2 separate regions of the Homo sapiens genome follow, and region 2 is linked to region 1. Evidence: read pairs that join two places in POLR2A ChIA-PET (ENCODE). Cell type or tissue: PC-9. All regions are shown on one strand.

Region 1 (2,500 bases):
AAGAAATGGACGTTTCTCCAAAGAAGACAAAAAATGGCAAACAGGGATATGAAAAGATGCTCAACCTCACTAATCATTAAGGAAATGCAAAGGAAAACCACAATGAGATATTGCTTCACTCCTGTTAGGATGGCCATTATTAAAAAAAAAAACCTGTTGGCAAGGACATACAGAAATTGGAATCCTTATGTACTGATGGTGGGACTGTAAAGTGATGCCACTACTATAAAAAACAGTATGGAAGTTCCTCAAAAAATTAAAAACAGAACTACCATATGATCTACCAATTCAACTTCTGGGTATTTATCCAAAAAATTGAGATCAGCATGTCAAAGAGATATTTATATTCCCATATTCATTTATGTATATTCACAATACCAAGATGTGGAAACAATCTAAATATCCATCAATGAACGAATGGATTAAAAAATGTGGTATATACATACAATGGAATATTATTTAGCCTTAAAAGAAGGATATCCTGTCATATGCTACAACATGGATGAATTTTGAGGACATTATGCCAAGTGAAATAAGTCAGTCACAGAAAGATAAATATTGCATGATCCCTCTTATATGAGGGATTTAAAGTAGTTGAACTCATAGAAGCAGGAAGTAGCATGGTGGTTGCTGGGCCTGGGTGGAGGGAGAAATGGAGAGTTGTTGTTCAATGTGTATCATTTAATCATGCAAGATGAATAAATTCTAGAGATATGCTGTACAACATTGTGCTAACAGCTAATAATAATGTACTATACACTTAAAATGTAAGAGGGTAGATCTCATATTATGTGTCTTTGTTTTTAGCACAATAAAGCAACTTTTTCAAAAAGGATCTCAAATGGCCCTAACATGAGGCCATGGTATTTGGACTCTTGAGGCAAAGCCTGCAGTAGCAGTATGAGGTCCATATTTGCAGTAATTACCTAGAAATCATGAGAACTTCAAGTAGTAAACATATACATTCAATCAGAATACGTGCTGACAATGGGAAGCGGAAAGTGTCTTTTTTTTTGGTAGTCATTGGGAGGCCTTAATTTCTCTGGCAATTTCATGCAGGTGTCACTGTGATTGAGAATAAAACAAGTAGAGATTTATTTCTTCCCTTACATCCTATTATCATGTGCTGACCACTAACTAAGAGTATGGAGGGAAGAGCAGAAAAGCACATGCTCTCCAGGCCAGGCTGGACCTGAGAGTCAGCTGTAGTCCCACAGGAATAACTCAGTTTTATTTTCCTTGTACTGCTCACAGCAGGTTACTACCAATCTTTCACTTTCTAAGATCACTTCTAAGATGCTATATTTCCAAAATGCACTCTTTCTCAAAATGTGGCTTCATCAAGCTAAAGTCCAAAGAGGAATAGCGTCTTGTTAACAAAGTGGGGCTCAAGATGGATTAAAGACCTAAATGTAAAAGCTAAAGGTATAAAAACCCTGGAAGATAACCAAATAAATACCACTTTGAACATAGGAACTGGCAAAGATTTCATGATAAAAATGCCAAAAGCAATTGCAACAAAAGCAAAAATTGACAAATGGAACTTAATTAAACTAAAGAGCTTCTGCACAGGAAAAAAAAACACAACTATTAACAGAGAGTAAACAGATAACCTACAGAATGGGAGAAAATGTTTGTAAATTGTATTACCTGACAAAAGTCTAATACCCAGAATCTACAACGAAATTAAACGAACATTCAAGCAAAAACCAAACCGCCCCATTAAAAAGTGGGCAAAGGACATGAACATTTTTCAAAAGAAGGCATACATATGGCCAATAAGTGTATGAAAAAATGCTCAATATCACTAATCATTAAAGAAATACAAATCAAAACCACAGTGAGATACCATTTCATACCAGTCAGAATGGCTATTACTAAAAAGTCAAAAAATAACAGATGCTGGCAAGGTTGCAGAGAAAAGGAAACGCTTATATACTACTGGTTAGAATGTAAATTATTAATAGTTCAACCATTGTGGAAAGCAGTGTGGTGATTCCTGAAAGAACTAAAAACAGAACTACCATTCAACTCAGCAATCAAACTACAGGGTATATACCAAAAGGAATATAAATCATTCTACCATAAAGATACGTGCATGCATGTGTTAATTACAGCCCTATTCACAATCACAAAGACATGGAATCAAACTAAATGTCCATGAATGATAGATTGGATAAAGAAAAATCTGGTACATATATACCATGGAAAACTATGCAGCCATAAAAAGGAATGAGATCATGTTCTTTGTAGGAACATGGATGGAGCTACAGGCTATTATTTTTAGCAAACTAATGCAGGAAAAGAAAACCAAATACTGCATGTTTTCACTTATAAGTGGTAACCAAATAATGAGAACACACAGACAGAAAGAGAGGAACAATAGACACTGGGGCCAACTTGAGGATGGAGGGTGGGAGGAGAGAAGAGGATCAGAAAAAAAATACTAACTGTCAGGTACTATGCTTAGCACCTGGGTGACAAAATAATATGTATACCA
Region 2 (2,500 bases), 550 kb after region 1:
TAACTTGAAAAAGCCTGCAGTGTTTCAAAGTCATGCTTGAAAATTGCTGCCTTAGGAAACACAAATTGTAAGATTCTGAAGATAACCAAAGGTGGGTGAGGTTTGGACAGACTGGCAATTTTTTCTTATGTTAAGGCAGAGGGTCAGAGGGTGCTCTTCCAACAGGAGCACTCCACAGCTTGTGTTTTTCACAAAATCTCTTTAAAATTAGCTGCCAGGAACTTGTCTGAAAAACACTGTACAGTAAGTGACAGCCAAATAAGGCCTCAGGTTTTAACAAGTGGAAATTTGAAAGTGGGCGAAATGTTTTGATAAAGTCACCCACGCCTAGAACAGCAGATAACATCTCTTAACTTCATGAAAGTTTTCCTAGATACCTCTTTGTGGATTTTCAAAATTTGTGGGATTTTTTAGATTATTTGGAATCCTTGAAAATGTTTTGTCTCATTAATCATTTATAGGTGGTAACAAGGAAGATGAGATTTTCACAGGTTCTGACACAAAAAGTGTGCTTTTGTCTAGGTACAAACAAGCAAGGCTAGATTTCCCACAATGGAAAGAGAGCAATGATGTGGCTAATTCAAAAGGATGGAAGAAATGATTTATACTCAGCTATGGAAAACATTGTATGTTTCTCCAAACTATGTTCTAATTAGATAAACAAGGGTTAAAAGGAAATCGCTTTCAAATTGTCCACAGGATATAGGCCATGGAAATGACCTGATAGTGGGAGAGGTTATGTTGTCTACTGGATAAGAAGGTATGGGTTAATTTTAGAAATGAAAAGTTTATTTTGAACCCCAGAAGTACTAGTTACTAGTTGTGTTACTTTACTTTTCAGTGGCTCAGTTCCAGATCTGTGAAATAGGACGATAATAATGAGGATGATGATGATAGTAGCTATTGCAAAAGAATGCTACAAGGATTAAATGTGTTAATCCCCATGATATAAGTGTTTAGGAGAGTGCCTGGTACAGAATAACCACCCAGTAAATAAAAATCTACCATTATGTGATATGAGGAACTTAGAGAAATTCACACTTAGTAGATATCAATTATGTACCAGGAACTTTGCATTTTATTTCCCTTAATCCTTGCAATCATACTTAGGGTGTTGCTTTCGTACTACAATTTTAGAGATGAGGGCATAAGGAGGTTAAATAACTTGCCAGAGGTCATATAGTTTACCAATGGCATAAATGGGATTTAAATCTGTGTCTATGAGGTGCCAGAGCCTCTATTTTGACTCTACATTATACAAACCCAAAAGGAAAGCAGATCTAGTATTTAAAATTGTTTATGGTTATTTCTATGGAAAACAGTAGACACCTGGGTCCCCTGAGTTCTTGATCTAGTTAACACTAAATTTTGCCCTTGGCTATTCTCAGCATATACACTGAGTCAACCTGTAAACCTGCCAAGTCATGAAGTTCTTTCTGAGGCATGGTATTGAAGTAAGGGCAGCTGAAGGTGGAATTCCTGAGATGTTTTTTGTTTTTATGTTTTTTTCTCCTCTATATACCTGTCTTCTTTCAATATGAAGAAATTTTAATTAAACTCCATGATAGTTTTCCACTTAGCCAAATAATATATTCTAAAATTATTTTATCTTAAATTTTCATCATGATTATTTTTCATTATAAAGTTTGATGATAAAGTTATATCATCCCCTTATCTAAAAGCACATCTGAACACTGTAGAACATGGTTTTTCAAATCATCATCATCATTGACCTTTTATTAGGTACTGGGCTAGTAGGCAGAGATTTCCAAAAAAGTAAAATATCTACTTTAGAAGGGAATATAAATAAAACTCCCAACAAAGAAAATAAATACTAAGAATCAAATTAATAATAGAAATGATTGGTGCCTTCTGGGTTAAAAGGAGTGACCAATAATTTATCTAGACAGAGAATAACTCAAAAACAAGGCAGGGCTTGAATTAAGTCTTGAAAGAAGGTACATATGGAGGAATAATGAGAGGTTTGGAGAGATAGGTAGTTTAGGGGAGGTAAGATGCATTGGATTTTTAGACTTTTTACTATGGAAAAATCAGTAACATTTACGTGGTAGGTGGGTAAACAATATATAAAGAGATTTAAATAAGTTTAACCTGGTTTTAATATGTTCTATAATTTGCAAGAGGAGGATTCTAAAGATCTTATTTCAATATTTCCTATTCAATATGAATTTGTGTAGAAATGGAAAGAGAGTACAAGACTTAGAAAAGTTTGTTCATTGGCTGTATATAAGCTTGGAAGTCAATAGAGAAGTCAAAAATTCATCAGATATTTCTTATACATTCCACCCAATTAAACATCAAAAGCCAGTAAACAGTTTTTTTAAGAGTTTCTAGATTTCATTGAACAAAACAAATATATGTCTTGATTTACATGACAGCTATATTTTGAGCATATGATGTGCTCTTCTAAGATCAATTCATTTTAATAAAAAGACCAAATCTAGTTATATGGGGTTTTTTTCCTAGATTAAAACTAAAT

The links. Peaks named below come from ENCODE experiments on the same cell type or tissue, not always from the same donor. Only the 100,000 strongest peaks of a DNase experiment are listed, where the experiment ranks them.
Region 2: POLR2A ChIA-PET joins it to region 1 with 6 read pairs; 2 of 35 experiments call an interaction of 5 or more read pairs at or near these places.

Annotation. Positions count from the first base shown.
Region 1 is chr5:59,225,850-59,228,349 of GRCh38, forward strand. All of the region lies in intron 1 of PDE4D (phosphodiesterase 4D), which reads right to left. Among named protein-coding and RNA genes, the nearest start is that of PDE4D-AS1, 190 kb to the left of the region's middle. In PC-9, no CTCF peak of the experiment used is centred here; no DNase peak of the experiment used is centred here.
Region 2 is chr5:59,772,086-59,774,585 of GRCh38, forward strand. All of the region lies in intron 1 of PDE4D (phosphodiesterase 4D), which reads right to left. Among named protein-coding and RNA genes, the nearest start is that of MIR582, 70 kb to the left of the region's middle. In PC-9, no CTCF peak of the experiment used is centred here; a DNase peak (open chromatin) is centred at 1,396; H3K27ac peaks cover 1,214 bases.